Linked DNA regions of Homo sapiens: all the other regions are linked to region 2. The links are chromatin contacts, found by Hi-C or POLR2A ChIA-PET in ENCODE. All regions are on one chromosome and are shown on one strand. The core of a region is the stretch at or near the end of the contact, and the rest is flanking DNA. Distances in the headings are between cores, read along the strand shown.

Region 1 (2,700 bases), core at 12-2,511, 240 kb before region 2:
AAACCCTGTCTCTACTAAAAATACAAAAGTTAGCCGGGTGTGGTGGTGCATGCCTGTAATCCCAGCTACTCAGGGGGCTGAGGCAGGAGAATTGCTTGAACCAAGGAGGTGGAGGTTGTAGTGAGCCGAGACAGTGCCACTGCACTCCAGCCTGGGTGACAGAGCAACACACTGTCTCCAAAAAAAAAAAAAGCAGAAGTAAAATGACCTGATATCTGCAATTTGTTTTAAAATAGAAAATTATGAAACAGGAAAATCAGTGGCAAAATCTTGATGATTATTTTTAGTTTGGGTGCCTGAATATACAGTTTCTGGTATTATTTGCCCTAACTTTAAGTATATTTGAACTCTTAAAGAGTGTTTCTAAAATAAAAAATTCCACCATTAATAATGGTACATATAGACATATGTTGCTGTATTTTAGAGAACCCAGGTCAGATCAAGAATAGAAACCACTCACCTTCCCTACAATCATCATTCTCAGAAAGCGCCTCCCTAATCCATGGCTTGAGTGCCATTTAGAATGTTCATTCATGTGGATTAAAAAAGGTAGAGATCCACTTTACAAATAAAATTTTAAATCAAATTAATTTCTCAAATTTTCATTACATACAAAGAACAGCAAAAAAGAAATAATCTCTTTCTCTCTAAACCAAACAAAACCCTGCCTTATTTACCGCTACTATTCTAGCATTACTGCCAAAACAAGATGCCATTTAACAGTTACTACGTCAGCCAACTCTGCTAAATGCTTAGCAAATGTCACCATGTCTCACCCTCAGAGCTTCCCCATGGAATACACATTGGATCTTACACCCCTTGCCCCCAACTACAACATCATCACCCACCTTCACCATTTACAGGTAAGGAAACTGAGAATTAGTAATGTTTGATAATTTGCTTTATAGACAACAGACTAAGTGATGAGCTGTTATTAAACCCAAGTGTAGTTAAGGACTGGACCTCTCACCACCAGGTCATTGCTAGCCTCTGCTCATGTTCTCTGCAGAACTACATGATGAGAATACATGCTCAGGGTTCCAAGCAAACATTCATAAAACATTACCATCTCTCCCTCCCTCCCCGGCTCCTCACCAGAAGAGTAACAGAAAGCAGAGAGGCAGATGGTAAATTTGAGAATTGCTGTTGGATTCTTCTGGAGCCCGGGGAGCATGTGGAATGTGATTCAACTGTGTAAATCATGTCACATATGCTGTTCTTTCATTTAATCATTCCTGGCTCTCTCCTGTGTGGGGTTCTGCCAAGACAATGTTTACCAGCTCTTGATAACACATTTCTCACAGACCACACACATTTGCCCGCAGCATCCAGTGGAGATATTCTAGTCTCCTTTTGTAACATGATTAGCAGAAGAATCAGCATCTTCTTCAAACTGAAAAACTGTTAAGTCAAGTATTATTTTCTTTATAGAATGTGTATAGTACAAGAAAGCAAATTTGTGTCAAGTAAGTACCACTTTCCCAATGACTGGGATGAATTGCCAAGGGTTAAAAACCTGGCCGGGCGTGGTGGCTCATGCCCGTAATCCCAGCACTTTGGGAGGCCGAGGAGGGTGGATCACCTGACGTCAGGAGTTCGAGACCAGCCTGGCCAACATGTGAAAACCCTGTCTCTACTAAAAATACAAAAATTAGCCAGGCATGGCGGTGCGCACCTGTAGTCATTGCTACTCAGGAGGCTGAGGCAGGAGAATCACCTGAACCTGGGAGGTGGTGGTTGCAGTGAGCTGAGATTGTGCCACTGCACTCCAGCCTGGGCAACAAGTGAGACTCTGTCTCAAAAAAAAAAAAAAAAAAAAAAAAAGACCATGCCACACCATTTACTACATGGACTAACTGCAGGATGCTTCTCTGAGGTTCAAAGGCCACATCACTTTGATTTGTGAGTAACGCTGTGAGTAACATTCACTGGGAGCCTACTAAGCCAGGACCTAAGCCAAGAACTGGGCACACAAAATATACCTCACTTGTAAGGATGCACACTGAATTGAGGTGAAACATGTATTAACATATGATATGACAAATGTAGATAAATAACATAGAAGTAGTAAATTACCTTATGTAAGTAGCAGGGATGGCTCTGCAAAGGTGATGACAAAGTTAGGACTTAAAGAGTTACAGGAGTTTGGCAGGGAACTCTCTGTGTACCCTCATTCAGTCTGCCAGCCGTGGTCATCTCTAAGCTAATGGTGCCCAAATATATGTCTCTGGCCCCTACTTCCCTCTGAAATCCAGATCCTTACAGAAACTGCCCCTTGATGGCTGCATTTGGATGTTGCATATGCACCTCACATTCCATATGCACACCTGAAACTCAACTCCCAATTTCTCCCCTAAAGCTGTTCCTCTCCCAGTGCTCCCTGTCACAGTGCATGGCACCATCTCCCAATTCATAGTATATGCTGGAGTCTCCTCTGAAGAACTCCTCTTATACCCTGTGTCCAATCAGTCCCCTCCTTTAGGCCACCTCCCAAACCAGATTCCATGCAGCAGCCGGATACTCTTTAAAAAATGCCAATCTGATCACATCATTCCCTTGTATAAGCCTTTCAGCGGTTTCCTGTGGCTCTTAGGCTAAAGACCAAATCCCACAAGATGGTTCTGCACCATCTAAGTCACCTGTCCCTCCAGGCTTATCCTGGGTCATTCTCTTCCTCATTCTTGAGCTCGTGCCACACTG
Region 2 (2,700 bases), core at 27-2,526:
TAGTCATGTGTGATGGTGTGTGCCTGCCGTCCTAGCTACTTAGGAAGCTGAGGCGGGAGGATCCCTTGAGCCCAGGAGTCAAGGCTGCAGTGAGCTATAATTGTGTCACTGCACTCCGGTCTAGGTGACAGACTCTGTCTCGCTTAAAAAAAAATTAACATGGCTTCATTCCTCATAAAACATTGTGATGAAGAGTCACAATGTTTTGAGTCACTATTCTCTTTACTCCATCTTTGGAGAGGTACGGTGGAGGAGAACAAAAAATGGCCCAAACCAAGCCTTTTAAAGCCTCCTGAAGCACTCAATTCATTTTCTGTCTTGTCCCTTTAAAGGAGAGACATGGCTGGTTCCATCATTCTCTCTCCTCTACTGCGGTGTCACTACACACTTCCACCATTTCCACTGGTCACCTGGAATTGTAACTACAGACTACAGTATTTGTTCCTGTTTTTGTTGTTTTTCGAAATGGAGTCTCACTCTGTCACCCAGGCTGGAGTGATTCTCCTGCCTCAGCCTCCCAAGTAGCTGGAATTATAGGCACACGCCACCATGCCTGGCTAATTTTTGTGTTTTTATTAGAGACGGGGTTTCACCACGTTGACCAGGCTGGTCCTGAACTCCTGGCCTCAGGTGATCCTCCCACCTCAGCCTCCCAGGGAAGTGCTAGGATTATAGGCATGAGCCACTGCAGCTGGCCTGTTCCTGTATTTGCATCTGAACAGTATTTGTATCTGGACAGGAACTCTCTTCCCTCTTGAAGTCAAGGATCACGTCAGAACAGATAGAATAATGTAAATATGTGAGCTGGCAATTTGGAAATAATATTCCACAGAGACAATCTTGTCCCACCCCAGAGCCCTGGATGCACATGTGTATAAAAAAGAACACCTCAGTTAAAGAATCCTTCCAGCCCCATGCATCCGAACAAACAGCTGAAATGAATTTTCAGCTGAGTTTTCACAACGCTCATTGCAAGCTCTTTGCCCTCATTAAATTATCAGGAAAATGCAAGTAATTTATTATGTGTAATCACATCATTCGCGGTAGCACTTCGCCCAGAGAAACCTAGCCCAATATGGTAACATCAGAACAATGCTTCACCTCACATCTTCCTTTGAAAGATAAAGAAAACACAGAATCATTCTGCTTCTCTCCGGGAAGGAAGGCAAAGCGTTTCCCCAGGCCCTCAGAACACCATCTGGCTGCAGTCTTTCCTTTTAGGGACCTGGTATTTTCTGGCCCAGGGACAAAGCGCATTTATTTCAGATGGATCAACACTGTCACCCAGCGGGCAGACAGCTGGGCAGGCTGAGGCCTTAGCCTTGCTCTTGGCTTGACAGCCAGATACTGACAGCCAGTATTTGAATAGGAACCTGTTTGTTTCGGGTGATCAGGATTAATTGTTAATATTCTCTTGGAGGGAACTGGGACAACCTCAGCTGACAAGCCTTTGATTTGGATGTCATGGGTGAGTGCAACTTAAGAAAGACATATATTTTCATCGTGCTGATGCTTTTTTTTTTTTTTAAGCCACTAGTGAATTTATAAGAAGCACAGGCTGTAAACCAACCAAGCATGTCTACCAAGACTCCCAGAATCAAATAGGTTTGCAGGAGCAGGGTGATATTTGGTCACCTGTCAGGTACTCTGGGAAGACTCCTCTACCACAAAATAAGACTAGTTGTTCATTGTTCGTAGTGACAGTGATGAATATTTTGAAAACTGAAAATAGATGTGTGTGTGTGTGTGTGTGTGGTGTGTGTGTGTGTGTATCTGTGTATTGAAATGTCAGGAAATAATCTGCATTACTACGGTGAAATCAGTGGATGAGTTAGTCTTTGTTTCTCTATTTTGTATATATCTCAGAAGACATGCACGGGATGCAACCTCTGTCCCATCTCATTTGTACTGAGTCCTTTTCTCTTGTCTAAACTGTCACTTGACACTTGAAACAAGCTGGATTCCTTTGCATATTGAGGTAGGCTCTGTGCCTTCTTGCTAAATGTACGGTTGAATTATTTCTTCTCCCCAGCTGGAACTCATCAACAAGCTGAAAGCATTCATCTGGGAACACTTTACACTTCTTACGAGCATGTCCGAGGAAGTGGGGGCTGAGACTTCACCTTGTAGAAACTCTTGCAGAATTTTGATTAAAAGCAGTCTCTGTTCATAGTGAGAAAATCTGGATTTGAATTCTGATCCCACCACATGCGAGCTCCTTGACCTTAGATAAGTTAACCTGTGTCTCAGTTTCCACCTCTGTTATCAGGGATAAAATTAGTACCTACCCCCTGGATTGCTGTGAGGATTTAGATAAGAAAATACACATGAATAACTTAGCACAGTGCCTGGGCACATAGTTAAAGATCAATAAACATTAGTATTACCATTGTCATAATTATTATAATGATATCTATCATATATATTATTCCCAAAATGCAACTTTCATAAAGTGCCTCTAGGCTAGCAGATGAAATCATGGCATCTTTTTAGCTGGAAGGGTCCTGAAAGATCATCCAGTCATTGCTTCTCATTAAAATCACCCAGAGAAACTTTTAAAACAAACGCTAATACCTCATTGTAGCCAGACAAAATAATACTTACTGTATGAATCCTTTTTTTTTTTTTTTGAGATGGAGTCTTGGACTGTCACCCAGGCTGGAGTGCAGTGCCATGATCTCCGCTCACCGCAACCTCTGC
Region 3 (2,700 bases), core at 54-2,553, 210 kb after region 2:
CTCCGTCTCAGAAAAAAAAAAAAAAAAAAAAAATCTGATATAACACAGGAAGTTCTTATGTTAACAAAATAGATACAAAATAGCAACAATGTCTAATCAATTCATGTTTGAAAAAAATACCAAATATGTACATTAAGGTTACAACTGCATAAAATGTAGTCATGCAAATAAAGATTAAAGGGATGAATTTGCATAGTTTAATACTCATTTTGTTCTTTTTTCTATATATTTAAGTGCATAATAATTCTGATTCAATAATGACCCCAGTGCACTTCTCCCACTCAAAACATCTAACCTCTATGTTGTACTTTTGCCCACCACCTGAATTTCTCAAATGCATTAAAAGCATTACATGAGGGCATCTCTTAAGATGAAATATTTAAAATTTAAGTATTTCTGGCATGCAATATGGTTTTTCCTGTAATTCCTTGAAAGCAAAATATTAATAATAGAAAAATCAAAACTCTTGCTTTCCTATTATAATGCCATAAAACCATTCTGGAAGGTCGTTTGGGAGATAGGAAGAGTCTTAGTTGCCTCCCTCTGATCTAGTAATTGGGCGGGGTCTTTTAAGGACTAAAATGATGTGAATAAATGAAGAGAAAAAGTGAAATGGGAAGAAAAGCAAAGGCAAGCTGTGTAAGGCATAGGTGGAGAGTGCTGAATAGTGTCTTCAATAAAATGCCTTAATACAATGATGTAAGCTAGGAAGAGGTGCGGAGTGGGAAGGGAAGAGGCTGGAGACAAATTCTCATTACTAGTGTTAGTAATTAAAGAGCAGATGTTTGTAGTTTAGCTTTTTCTTCATACTTATTACTACTTATTCAACTTTGAAATTTCCTCAGCTACCATTTTATTCATGATCTTCACTATCTAGGCCTAAATTATAGCATGCTCTAGCTCATTTCCTGAGCTCCAGAACCTCTCTATTGCAATTTTATTTTTACATAGCAATCATAGTCATTCTTCTCCTTAAATTTTCCTATTTGTTTTTTAACCCGTCTCATCGAATCTAAGCTTTTTACTGTAACATTAAAAAAAAGAAAAGAAAAAAGCCTCCTTCCCTGCCCACCTTCATCAATGATGTCCCCAAACTTACCTATTAAAACCTCAAAATCAGTCTTTCCCCAGGTCGGCCTTTGGATAACTCAGAGGTCAGTCCCTGCAGGATCGCCCAGTTTCCATCAGGGCAAATGCTGATCTCCTAAGTGAAAAGTCCTGGCGGCTGCCTCCAGTGCCCCCCTGCAAATCATTACAAATCAACCTCTTTCAGGTTTGGCTTAAACTCTCACCTCCTGGAAACTGCTTTCCTGAAGTCACAAACCGGGCGTGCAGATCCCCATCCCCCACCCCCAGCAGTGCATTATTATGCAGTCACTGCTTTTGTTCCGAGTTCTGAGCCTGCTTCTATTTGCATCGTAACCTCTTTGGGGGCCGGGACTGTGCACTTGCTCCCTTTCTATACCTCTCCACAGTTCCTAGTACCGGCCAAAAACACTGCTGAAATGCCTAATGAATCAACCAGAAGTTCCTTAGCATAATATAGGAGCGTGGAAGTGATGTTTAGGGGGGCTTCCCTTGCTTCCCTGATCCCCAGATGGAGAGAAATGGCAATTTGCCCTTCCAAGGTAAGCAGTTTCCTAAACCAGATAAAATTTTAACGATTCTGAAACCTAATGGATGTGTAACTACTCAATTCTGAGTTACTACACAAACAGTTTTGCCCTTTGTATCCTGAGAGAAAAGTACGAATGAATTAAAAGAAGACAAAACATTGTAAATTTCATAAACCTCAGAGTGGCTTTTTATGCTTTATGTCGATTTTTAGAATTTCCTAGTCCAGTCTTTCATGAATCGAAGAATATTTCAGGAATCATAATTGCAGACTAAAGAATTTATGAGCTTGTGAAATTTTAGGAATCACTTTTAAGACTTTTCAGAGTTTTACAGACAATGCTCTTACCTAATAACTAATATTCGCTTAACATTTTTTTCAACACCTAAATGCCTGGCACCATGCTAAGCATTGAGATATTCATAGCATTCATTTCAATGGTTATGAGGAGATGAAGGATTGAGCAGAGGAAGTGGGTAAAGAAACGCTAAATAACTCAGCCATAAACTTTTGATTAAGGTGTAGCAACACACTTCAGTTGAACTTTTTAAATGAGAGGAACCCAAACGACCTTAAATTTCTGGCAAATATGAAAGAAAGGAGTTGAGAAAAAAGGAGTATGGAAAAAAGAGCAGCAGATGTAAGCTATGGCCTTAGTGGAGGAAAGTGAGTAGAAGGGGCTTTAGAATTCGCCTTTTTTCTTTAATTCTAAGAATGAGGTTGGTAGCAGGTAAGGAAGGTAAATGCCAGCTGAGTAGATGGTACCAAAGTTGATTTGTTTTTAAAAGACCATTGTTTATTTGGTGGTCTGTCAGGGAAACTTGTACCTTGCAGGTGAATTTCCAACATAGGCCTACTGGAAACTGAAACCCTGAGCCCCAGGGTTTAGGTATAAATGGAAGCAAAATTGTGAAGTGAGTCCATTTCTCCCCCTTTTTAAACATAAACATCCACTCCACCTCCACCCTATACTCAGTTTTTCTTTTCTTTTCTTTTCTTTTTTTTTTTTTTTTTGAGACAGAGTCTCGCTCTGTCACCCAGGTTGGAGTGCCGTGGCGTGATCTCGGCTCACTGCAACCTCCGCC
Region 4 (2,700 bases), core at 179-2,678, 220 kb before region 2:
CCTTTCTGCTCCTGCCAAAACAAATTGAGCATTATTCAAAACTTCACTAATAAAACTGCCTCAAATGCCACTGAGGTTATTTTTATCAAAGGAAAAAAAAAGCAGATGTTGGTTCAGCATGTAGGTACACTACAAAATGTACTCTCTGGCCACCAGGTGGCATCACTGATTAATAAAAGTTAATTAACTCCATCACCATCACCCAACATGAGTAGCAAAAAATTAACTGGAACACAACATACTATGTGCAACTTCTAGGGATATGCAAGCTGCCTTTTTTTTTTCTTTCTTTTTTTGGAGGGTCTCGCTCTGTTGCCTAGGCTGGAGTGTGCAGTGGTGTGACCAATGCTCATTGTAGCTTCAATCTCCCAGGCTCAAGTGGCTGTCCCACACCTCAGCCTCCCAAGTAGCTAGGACAACAGACCTGTACTACCACGTTGGGCTAAGTTTTTGATTTTTTGTAGAGACGATGTCTCACTATGTTGCCCAGGCTGGTCTTGAACTCCTGAACTCAAGTGATTCTCTCACCCTGGCCTCCCAAAGTGCTGGGATTATAGGTGTGAGCCACGGTGCCAGTACAAGTTAATTTTGTTCTCATATAAAATGCCCAAGGCCACCGGGCGCAGTGGCTCATGCCTGTAATTCCAGCACTTTGGGAGGCCGAGGTGGGCGGATCATGAGGTCAAGAGTTCGAGACCAGCCTGGCCAACATGGTGAAACCCTGTCTCTACTAAGAATACAAAACTAGCTGGGCATGGGGGCGCATGCCTGTAATCCCAGCTACTCAGGAGGCTGAGGCAGGAGACTCGCTTGAACCTGGGAGGCAGAGGTTGCAGTGAGCTGAGATCGTGCCACTGCACTACAGCCTGGGTGACAGAGCAAGACTCTGTCTCAAGAACAACAACAATAACAAATTCCCACGGCCAGGCATAATGGCTCATGCCTGTAATCCCAGTACTTTGGGAGGCTGAGGTGTGCAGATCACTTGAGGTCAGGAGTTTGAGACTAGCCTGGCCAATATAGTGAAACCCCATCTCTACTAAAAATATAAAAATTCACCAGGCATGGTAGTGGGCACCTGCAATCCCAGCTACTCAGGAGACTGAGGCAGGAGAATTGCTAACTCAGGAGGTGGAGTTTGCAGTGAACCGAGATTGTACCTCTACACTCTAGTCTGGATGACAGAGCGAGACTCTGTCTCAAAAAAAAAAAAAAGAAAGAGAGAGAGAGAAAGGATGAGGACCCAATATATACTATATCTTGTTGGAAATCTAAGTTTTCTGTATAAGGGTTCCCAGGGAGCCTTACCACCACTCATTGATTACCTAATCAATACATAACCAACTTAGAGCAGAAACTAGTCGGAAGTCCTGTTAACCATTAATAAAAATTAGTCATCTGTGGGAATCTGGGACTTTTTGCATTCAACACCCAGTCAGATTCCTGGACCGTGCACTGAGAAATGTTTGGCAGCAAAGCACAGAGGAAATGAGTGTATAGGAGGGATAACATTCCAAAGTCAAGTGTTTTGAATTTGAGGACATGTCTTGCTTTGTATTTTTCAGATTTCTTCTTTCCTCCATAAATATGTAGTGGGATCAGCAACACATACAGAATTATGGGATCCAGAGAAAAGTAAGTCTAGTCAATATGACTTTGTAAAGTTTTATGAAGTTTCAGATTTTGCAAGAAACAACCTAAAATTAGCCTGACTTGTGAAACAAAGTACTGATCATTTTAAATACCAAAAACAAGCATCAAGTGTCAACTTACAAAACATACTGACACTTCAAGGCAGCTTGGCGAAGTGGTCAAGAGCCCTTGCTCTGGAATTAGAAGACAGAAATTCCTGGGCCAGGTGCGATGGCTCATGCCTGTAATCCCAGCACTATGGGAGGCCGAGGTGGGAGGATACAGCCTGGGCACATAGTGAGACCCATCTCTAAGTCTTTAGATGATGATGATGATAATAATAATAAAGATAGAAATGCTTACTCTGCCTGGTCCAGCCACATCTAGTTGAGGCATGGGACTTTGGCCATGCCCCATAGCATTTTTGTGTGTTAATATCCTCATGCATAAAATAACTAGGCTGAACCAGAATGAAAACTGTAACGATTCTCATTCCAAAATATCATGAAACATATTTTGTTGAATAAAATAAAAAATGAAAAATTTGAAAAATTAAATAATGAGGAAAACTTAAACTATGAACATCTCTGAGAAAAACAATTACTAAACTATTTCCTTGTTTTTATAAATGCTTGATTTGACTTAAAAACCATCCTAGGGGTATATCATACAGTACTTAGGTGTTCTATTAGCTCTTTAGTGCATTTAATTTGTTTTGGCTATTTACATAAGTAGGATGGCAATACAACCTTATCTCCCCATATAGTCCTGCCTTATACCTGCTGTCCAGGCATAATTATAAATACTGTCCTCTTTTACTTTTGTAAGTTAATGGGTTTGGATTTATAAGTAACACTGATTAGCACTGTCGGCTGGTGTGGTGGCTTACACCTGTAATCTCAGAACTTTGGGAGGCCGAAGTGGGCAGATCACCGGAGGTCAGGAGTTTGAGACCCGCCTTGCCAACATGGCAAAAACCTGTCTCTACTAATTAGCTGGGGGTAGTGGCACACGCCTATAATCCCAGCTACTCGGGAGGTGGAGGCAGGAGGATCGCTTGAACCCAGG

What was found. A loop is a pair of places that touch in the nucleus more often than their neighbours do. ChIA-PET counts read pairs that join two places held with the same protein, here RNA polymerase II (POLR2A). Pooled maps may share reads with other maps.
Region 1: a loop to region 2 is called in a map of PC-3, with 5 times the contacts of the local background. The contact joins two enhancer-like sites. A Hi-C loop is called at or near these places in 3 of 168 maps with a recorded cell type or tissue (K562, PC-3 and mammary epithelial cell) and 3 of 50 pooled maps. POLR2A ChIA-PET finds 5 or more read pairs at or near these places in 2 of 52 experiments (A549 and endothelial cell of umbilical vein).
Region 3: a loop to region 2 is called in a map of sigmoid colon, with 2.9 times the contacts of the local background. The contact joins the promoter of USP44 here to the enhancer-like site in region 2. A Hi-C loop is called at or near these places in 40 of 168 maps with a recorded cell type or tissue (A673, CD4-positive, alpha-beta T cell, Caco-2 and 32 more), 10 of 37 single-sample maps with no recorded cell type and 35 of 50 pooled maps. POLR2A ChIA-PET finds 5 or more read pairs at or near these places in 6 of 52 experiments (AG04449, BJ, OCI-LY7 and 3 more).
Region 4: a map of PC-3 shows a loop between it and region 2 (21-fold over the local background). The contact joins two enhancer-like sites. A Hi-C loop is called at or near these places in 111 of 168 maps with a recorded cell type or tissue (A673, CD4-positive, alpha-beta T cell, CD4-positive, alpha-beta memory T cell and 64 more), 20 of 37 single-sample maps with no recorded cell type and 48 of 50 pooled maps. POLR2A ChIA-PET finds 5 or more read pairs at or near these places in 12 of 52 experiments (A549, BJ, GM12878 and 9 more).

What each region holds. Positions count from the first base shown.
Region 1 is chr12:95,095,836-95,098,535 of GRCh38, forward strand. All of the region lies in intron 14 of FGD6 (FYVE, RhoGEF and PH domain containing 6), which reads right to left. Among named protein-coding and RNA genes, the nearest start is that of NR2C1, 24 kb to the left of the region's middle. Within about 2 kb of position 1,262, at least 6 of the 41 ENCODE cell types and tissues checked have a DNase peak (open chromatin) inside an H3K27ac peak, as active enhancers do; they include PC-3, where a contact is called at or near this core.
Region 2 is chr12:95,335,360-95,338,059 of GRCh38, forward strand. It overlaps LOC105369917 (a long non-coding RNA gene), which reads right to left. Exons shown (of 11, transcript XR_001749265.1): 11 at 2,211-2,299. Among named protein-coding and RNA genes, the nearest start is that of MIR3685, 27 kb to the left of the region's middle. RefSeq lists an enhancer at 1-478. Within about 2 kb of position 1,277, at least 17 of the 41 ENCODE cell types and tissues checked have a DNase peak (open chromatin) inside an H3K27ac peak, as active enhancers do; they include OCI-LY7, PC-3, ascending aorta and 8 more, where a contact is called at or near this core.
Region 3 is chr12:95,550,173-95,552,872 of GRCh38, forward strand. USP44 (ubiquitin specific peptidase 44) reads right to left here and starts at 1,304. Exons shown (of 6, transcript NM_032147.5): 1 at 1,100-1,304.
Region 4 is chr12:95,117,148-95,119,847 of GRCh38, forward strand. The region is part of intron 8 of FGD6 (FYVE, RhoGEF and PH domain containing 6); the gene reads right to left. Among named protein-coding and RNA genes, the nearest start is that of NR2C1, 45 kb to the left of the region's middle. Within about 2 kb of position 1,429, at least 10 of the 41 ENCODE cell types and tissues checked have a DNase peak (open chromatin) inside an H3K27ac peak, as active enhancers do; they include PC-3, ascending aorta, body of pancreas and 3 more, where a contact is called at or near this core.